2 separate regions of the Homo sapiens genome follow, and region 2 is linked to region 1. A link is a contact called in ENCODE Hi-C data. All regions are on one chromosome and are shown on one strand. Each heading gives the region's core, a stretch centred on a gene start or an enhancer-like site at or near the end of the contact. The rest is flanking DNA. Distances are from core to core; before and after follow the strand shown.

Region 1 (4,222 bases), core at 418-2,917:
TGTGGCAGGGAGGAGCTGACACATTCAGAGAGCTGGAAGAAGACGCACAGAAGGGAGAATGATGGAGAATGGGATGAGGTTAAGACTGAAGAGCAGGACCTTGCAGGACATGGGAGGCTATGTCATGTTGTATTTCCAAACTAACAGCTATAGGGAACCATTGAAGGTTTTTATTTATGTATTTATTTATTTATTTATTATTTTTTTGAGACAGAGTTTTGCTCTTATCGCACAGGCTGGAGTGCAATGGCAAGATCTCGGCTCATCGCAACCTCCGCCTCCTGGGTTCAAATGGTTTTCCTGCCTCAGCCTTCCAAGTAGCTGGAATTACAGGCACCCACCTCCATGCCCAGCTAATTTTTGTATTTTTAGTAGAGACAGGGTTTCATCATATTGGCCAGGCTGGTCTCAAACTCCTGACCTCAGGTGATCCACCCACCTTGGCCTCCCAAAGTGCTGGGATTACAGGCGTGAGCCACCACACCCAGTCTGACGGTTCTAAAACAGGTGATGGAGAGAGAGGAGATTCACATTGTGAAAAGTTTGCCCTGAGACCAGATAGAAAGTTATCGTCCACATGGGAGGTGATGGAGACTTGGTGGTGGAGTCAGAGAGAAGTAGATAAATCTGAAAGTTATTTACAAGTTTAAAACCAACAGGACACCAGGTGCAGTGGCTCACGCCTGTAATCCCAGCACTTTGGGAGGCCAAGGCGGGCGGATCACAATGTCAGGAGTTCGAGACCAGCCTGACCAACATGGTGAAACCCTGTCTCTACTAAAAATACACACACACAAAAAATTAGCTGGGCATCTGGCCAACACAGTGAAACACCGTCTCTACTTAAAATACAAAAATTAGCTGGGCTTGGTGGTGGGCGCCTGTAATCCCAGCAGCTACTCAGGAGGCTGAGGCAGGAGAATCATTTGAATCTGGGAGGTAGAGGTTGCAGTGAACCAAGATCGAGCCTTTCCACTCCTGTGCGACAGAGCCTGTGTCTGTCGCATTAGCCTGTGCAACAGAGCGAGACTCTATTTCAAAAACAACAACAACAACAACAACAACAGGACTTCCAGAAGATTACATATGGGGTACAGGAGAAGGAATCCATGGAATCCATGACTGCCAGGTTTTTACTGGGGCTTAAGGAGGAAGACAGTAGCGCTGGCAAAAGCTGGGAAGGAGGACAGGCAGGTGAGCTGGTGCACCTTTGAGCTGAATGATGGGTCTGTCTAGGGTGTCTCTTGCTGAAGAACTTTTGAACTCTTATAGTAGGAGACAACACTAGAGGATCAATAGAGAAAGTTGGAAAACTCTGGATCGACTTGCACCTGGAAACTGATGAGCTCTGTGGTGTTAGGCAAGTCAGTTCACCTCTGTGGATTTCAGTTCCCTGAAAGGTCCTTCACACCTTCCTCCCATATCAGAATCTCCTGAAGTGCTTGTGAACATGCACATACATGGACAATTGTCTGCATTGGATAATGAAAAAGCACAGATTTAAAAGACTTGCCTAAGATGGTACAGGCAGAGCCAAAATGAGGGCTCCAGTCCAGGTCTGACTCACTCTAAAACTGTAAGATATGAGTAAAAGGAGTGAATGGAGATGGTCCCAAACAGAATTTCCATAGCATCGCCAGTGATACTTCAGCATGTAAGTGGGCCAGGCTTGGGAAAAAGCTGTAGCTGTCCCCTTATCTCCTAGTTGGAGAGTGCTACAGTTAAGTTTCATTATTTCATCATTTCCTCTGCTGACCCAGGGCAGGCACCACCACATCCTCAACCAGGGACACACACAGGACTCTCACATTTTACCAAACAAAAAATCCTACAAACAAGCCTAAAATTTCCCTTTGAAGCCAAATGGGAGAACCAAATCTACCTCAACTTTACTCTAAAGCTGTTTTTTAACACATATACTAATAACATTTTTAAAAGAATTTCAGGATGTTGACTCTCTAGAAACCGTGACAAACATATAATTGAGTTTTTAAAAAATAAGGTTGACATATCAACCTGTCATATGACCTATGAAATGCTTTCAAGAAACCCGTGCAAAATTAAAGAGAGCTCTTCAAGACATCAAACACACAAAAAGAAGTTATTTGGGGCCGGGTGCGGTGGCTCACACCTGTAATCCCAGCACTTTGGGAGGCCGCAAAGGGCAAATCACTTGAGGTCAGGCATTATAGACCAGCTTGGCCAAAATGGTGAAACCCTGTCTACACTAAAAATACAAAAATTTAGTTGGACATGGTGGCGTGTGCCTGTAATCCCAGCTACTTGGGTGACTGAGGCAGGAGAATCACTGAAACCCGGGAGGCGGAAGTTGCAGCAAGCCAAGATCACACCACTGCACTCCAGCCTGGGTGACACAGCGAGACTGCCTCAAAAAAACAAAAAATAAGAAGTTATTTTGTTGGAACTGATTTTTTAAAAAATTATCTACCTAAATAATCCACATAAATTAGCCACACAAAAATAATCCAAAGTAGACCTGGATTTGTAGAGCACTTAGAGCTTTGGGTCTTTGTTGTTTCCTGATAGTTTCTAATGGGCTTGCTGTGTTTTCCCAACTAGCCTACAATAAAGTCTAGTACTCCCTTTTTCATTCCCATCAGTGCCAAGGACATGTTAAATTATTTAGCATAGTACTAGGTGCATAATAAAAGTACTAAGAGCAAGCAGTTAAGGAATTCTAAATACATTATATGCATTAAGTGATTTATCTTCTCAGCAGCCCATAGAAATGGGAAAACTGAGGTCACACAGCTAATAAATGGCAGAGTTAGAATTCCCACCCAGTCTATAGGATTCTCAACACCCATGAATCTTATCTGTCACAATGCATTGGTAATCATTCCTATTTCTCCTTCCTTCCTATTTCTTCCCCTCTTTTCTTCCAAATGTATTCTCATGTTCTATTAATCACTGACATAGTTATAAAAACCATTCCCCTTCTGGGCACAATGGCTCACGCCTGTCATCTCAACAGTTTGGGAGGCTGAGGCTGAGATGGAAGGACTGCTTGAGGCCAGGAGTTCTAGACCAGCTTGGGAAACATAGTGAGACCCTGTCTCTACAAAAAATTAAAAAAAATTTTAAAACAACAACAAAAACCCATTCTCTTAAGGGAAAAGCATAACTTCATATCAGTAGATAAGATAAAGTGCTAAAACCTTTTTAGCCAATCTTTTTGTTTTTGTTTTTTCGAGACAGAGTCTCACTCTGTCGCCCAGGCTGGAGTGCAGTGGCATAATCTCTGCTCACTGCAACCTCTGCCTCCCGGGTCAAAATGATTTCCTGCCTTGGCCGACAGAGTAGCTGGGATTACAGGTTCATGCCACCAGATCCAACTAATTTTTGTATTTCTTTAGTAGAGACAGGGTTTCACCATATTGACCAGGCTGATCTGGAACTCCTGACCTCAGATGATCCTCCTGCCTCGGCCTCCCAAAGTGCTGGGATTATAGGTGTGAGCCACCGCGCCTGGCCCTTTTTAGTCAATCTTAAATGCACATACCAGTTAGTCGAGCAATCTCATTGCTAGAGATATAGCCAAAGGATATACTCACACAAATATGCAAAACACCACAAAGCTGTATTTAGTAATGTTCACTAGAGCATTGTTTGTACAGAAAACTGGATATGACCTAAATGTCCATCAGTAGGAGACTAAATAAATTACTTTGTATGGAATTCTATGCTGCTCTTAAAAAAAAAGAATGAGGTAGATATGTGTACATGAGTATAGAAAAATCTTCAAGAAATATTAAATGGAAGCAGAAGTAACAGAGCATTATATGTAATATGATCTCACTTTGGATTGTTAAACTAATAAAAAATAGATCACTGTAGGTAATTTTTGAAGTATTTCTCAATTTTTGTTTCTGTATCAGCAAGGTTATTTCTCTCCCTGAACTTGTACTTAGCATTTAGACTAAGATATTGCACTAGAGTTTAGACAAAAGATAAGCCCTGGAGAAGTCTCTAGCAGAGAGGAAGGAGAAATGAAATAAAAGCCTAACCTTCAGGCTGGATGGGCTCTGGAGAGAAGAGGAAACCCAGAGGGCTTGCAGAGGGTCAGATATGTGGGTTATGGAAATCCTGCCTCCCAAGTCAAAATTCCAGAGGGGAGGTGTGAGGTTGAGGGGAAAGTTGAAAGCAGCGGGGCTCTTGCTCCTTTCATTTCACTGGTCAGGAAGATACTGTCAGGCCTCTG
Region 2 (4,065 bases), core at 1,015-3,514, 260 kb before region 1:
ATGTTTGCCAGTGTCAGATCTGCATAGTGATCTTCCTTTCCTAATCCTGCTTCCTCCTCATCTTTCGCAGGTGTTTACCACAATAAATCTCCTGGAACAACTCTGTTCTACCATCTGCTTCTTGCAGGACCCAAACTGACATGCTTCCCAACAACAAGAAAAGTGACATTCCTTTTTAAAGACCCAGAGAAAATCCTAGTATCATGTTCTTTGGTATGTTCTGGAATCAAGGACCCAAGATTAATTGGTAACTGATTCACTTATTCAGGAATTCATTTAATCAATCACTTCAATAGGTATTAATTAAGCACCCATTGTATGCCAGGAACTGTGCTGGACCTTAGAGCTATAACAGTAAACAAGGAAGACGTAAGTGAAAATCTCATCTAAGCAACTTGTAAAATGAAAGACCATGGGTAGTCCAGGAAGGAAAAGCTGTCTCTGGGTGTGGCTGAACGTTAAAGCAATCTATCCTATCTGATGAGAAAACACACAAAATGATCATTCCAGACCACAAAGATCTCCAATTACAAGAAACATAACTTCCGCCACTGCTATGCCCTTTGCACACTGTACATAGTCAGTTCCTCCCACCAGGAGTCATCGGAGAAAGGAAACTGCACGTGGATGGCAGGACAACAGCACAGCATTGCTGGCTGTCATGGTAGCTGGCACATGCCAGCTCCTTTTTCTGCATTCAGCTCCCTCCTGCCCCATCACCTAAGAGCCAGGCAAAAACACTTCCACTCGGCTGGAGCCACCAGGACTTTGACCTACATAAAGTGCCACAAAAATCACCCAATTGAACAAGCTCTGGGCCAGAGAAGGAGCTGAGGTCCAGCTGAAGGTGATGTCCAGCCCAAGAGGCTGTCCCCATAAACTGACCCTCAGGGGGTGCTGAGTCCCACTGCCCTGGTTTCTCCACATCTGTGTGATATAAGGAAGCCAGAGACCACCACAGCCTGATGAGTTCTTGGAGAAGCCCAGAGCCAGTGGGCCTGTCTCTCCACAGAGTCACGCTCAGGGCTTTAGTTAAAGGATCCCTGCAGAGGGAGTGGGTTTGAATTCCAAATCTGCCATCCTCATCCTAGGACAAAGAGCAAGACCTTTAACGTCTCTAGGCCTCAGTTTCCTCTGCTGCAAAGGAGTGAGGGTACCTGTACCTCCCTCATTGGGCTATTGTGAGGACTAAATGAGATAACATATGGAAAGCACACAGCACTGTGCAAGGCAGCTTGAGAGGGCGTGAGCAGGATTGGTGAGGACTATTCTTGTTTGCCTGGCTCTAGCCGTTACCCTGACTTCAATCACCTCTAACTATGCGTCCTTCTATTTTGCCTGTTTCCCTGTTTTAAAAAAAAAAAGTAAAAAGAAAATATAAATTCCTTTCTGCTTTCAGAAATGAATTTTCTGAAATTATACCCATCATGGGGATTCCAGGGACCATGGACTCTTTGCAGACACACTACTCAAACCCATGGAGAAAATGTCCCATCGGCTGCCCGGGAGCCTCTGCCTTGGCCACTCGCAGCAACCCTGGGAGAAATAAGGGCCTCAGACAGAACAATAGCATGGATTGTGCCTCTTGCAGGAATTTCATCTGTCACTGAGTAACAGGTTTTGATCTCAGGCTCGCTGCCAGTTAGGAAGTGAAACCCTTTCCGGAACACTTGCTGTTTTGTTGGTTTTCCCCTGGAGATTTAATGATTTCACCTTGGAGGTTTTAGCTGATGAGCTGTGCTCTGTATGGAGCCTACCCATGTGAAAAACCAATCAGGTATTTCATGGGCTCCCCAGTATTCTATTTCGTGAGTTTGGAGACCCACTAAGCCAACAATTGGACACCCCCACAAGGTGTGCATTTGCTGTCACCAGAGCGAGCTCTGGGTCTGTCCGCGTGGCACAAGGAGAGCTGTTAGATCAGTCGTCTTCTCTAACCCAGAGGCCTAAGTGAGAGGATGAGAAAGAGAAAGGGCCATTGTTTCTAAAGACAGGTTCACCTGAAGAATTTGGACAATGATGCCGGTTTCAGTTTAAAGGGCCTTTGGGCAGGGTTGGCATTGGGAACAGGGGCTGAGGGAGCTTCTAGACTTTTCTGCATTATGAGCAGAGTAATTACAAATCAGCTCTGCAGATGACAGCACAGACCTCTTTGTGGTGGGTTCTCTTGGGCCAACAGCAGATTTGGAGCCGTGGAAGAACAGCGAGAAATCTCTTCACATGACCTTCATGTCTTCCTCCTGTAAACCGCATTGTATTTCTAACTTCAGATCAAGGGGACTGACATCTGCAACTCTTCAGGGAGGACAGCTGGGCCATGCCCCTTTGGGCCTCCCATCCTCCCCTCGTCTTGTCAGCCAGTCGTGCTGGGATCTGCCGGCAGCCTTGTGAGAACCGGGCAGGAACTGGCCAGCAAAGGCAGCTATAAATACTCCTCTTGGCAGCCAGCTTCACTTGGGAGCCCACAGCTGAGGGGCGGAGGCCAGCGGGAAGCACCTGCACCTCTTCAGGGTACATCCGAGCCTGGGCCTGGCTTCCCGCCCTCCACCTCTGAATGGGGATTTGGTCGACCTTTTCCGGCTTGGGGGAAGTCCCCGTGGTGATCCAGCTTCCCAGATGCAAGAGCAGCAGGGAGGGCACTGCTCTCCAAGCAGCCCAACCCCTTTAAACTCAAAGTCAGAGCTATATTCTCACAAGGGCTGATGAAACTGAATAGCTAAGGGTAAATGAGGAGGCAGGAGAGGCGAAGAGGAAGGGAAATAAGCTCTTTTATAGAATGCTTTTCTCCTCCTGATTTCACTTGTGTGGGGAAGCATGAAACAACCACTAATCAGTCTTTCCCCCTGATGAGTCGGAAACTTGACAACTGGAGAGTTTTTAAAAAAATGAATGAATAAATATTTCTTCTTTGGGCTTTATTTATGAAGCATGGGCTAAGAGATCCCTTGTGGGCATTTTAAATAACCAGAAGCAAGTCACAGCAGCAGCTAATGGTCAACTGTAAATGCAGTTCTGCTGTGCAGTTGTCGTTCAAAATGTGACAGTATTTAAAAGCTGGGCTGTATATGAGATGAAGGAGTTCAAAGACCCATTGGATGACAGTTCTCATGCTTCTGCAAGTGAAAGAATCATCTGGAACACTTGTTTATGAGGCAGATCCCCGGTCCCTACCCTCTGAGATCTGATCCTATAGATTTGGGCCAGGGCCAAGAACCTGCATTTGAGTCCCTAATTCCAACCTGGATACTCTGGGACAGGACTGCGCTTTGCAAGACAATGCCCTATGCCAGTGGTTCACAAAGTGAGGTCCCCAACCTGGAGCCACAGGAAATTTGTTAGAAATACAGATTCTTAGGCCAACCCCAGAAAGACAGAATCGGGAACTTTGGGGACAGGGCCCAAAAATCTGTTTTAACAAACCTCCAGGTGGTTCTGAAGCCTGCTATAGGTTGATAAACACTGCCCTAAGATTTCTTACAAGCAAGTTGTGCAAACCCTGGAATACTGGCAATTCCAATGCGTAGCCAAGATTTAGAACCACTCTGATGGACACTTCCATTGGAATATGAATGCTAATCTCACTTCTATAACCCTTATTTTTCTGAGCACTCACTTTTTTCAGCCAAGATTAGAGTTAATAAGGTGAAGGGGAAAGAATGTGGGTTTTGTTTCAGGTAAACGACTCAAGCCTGGTCCCAAGTTGAACCCTCCCTGAACCTCAGTATTTTCATCTGTGAAATGGAAGGAATGCTGCCCACCCCACAATGGTGCTGTGAAGAGTAATGAGACAGTATCTGGGAAAACACTTAGCCAGTGGCTGGCACATTGTAGAAACTTGATTTTTCTGTCTCTCTCTACAATATTTTTTAGTTTAATTGGGGTCTGGAATGAGATTCTTAATTTTTATAGGAATATAGCTTAAGGGTTTGCTCTCCAGAGAGCATCAAAAGACTCATTTTAAAATTCATCTCTTGTTTTAGGGTAAATGTCTGAAGAGCTCAGTGAGCACTCTTGATGTTAAAGATGACTGGTAGCCTTAGTATAGAAGCAGCTCTAATTTAGCAT

What was found. A loop is a pair of places that touch in the nucleus more often than their neighbours do. Pooled maps may share reads with other maps.
Region 2: a pooled map shows a loop between it and region 1 (3-fold over the local background). The contact joins two enhancer-like sites. A Hi-C loop is called at or near these places in 2 of 37 single-sample maps with no recorded cell type and 5 of 50 pooled maps.

Annotation. Positions count from the first base shown.
Region 1 is chr7:22,699,149-22,703,370 of GRCh38, forward strand. No RefSeq gene overlaps it. Among named protein-coding and RNA genes, the nearest start is that of IL6, 26 kb to the right of the region's middle. Within about 2 kb of position 1,668, at least 2 of the 41 ENCODE cell types and tissues checked have a DNase peak (open chromatin) inside an H3K27ac peak, as active enhancers do.
Region 2 is chr7:22,443,072-22,447,136 of GRCh38, forward strand. All of the region lies in intron 4 of STEAP1B (STEAP family member 1B), which reads right to left. Among named protein-coding and RNA genes, the nearest start is that of STEAP1B, 55 kb to the right of the region's middle. Within about 2 kb of position 2,265, at least 23 of the 41 ENCODE cell types and tissues checked have a DNase peak (open chromatin) inside an H3K27ac peak, as active enhancers do.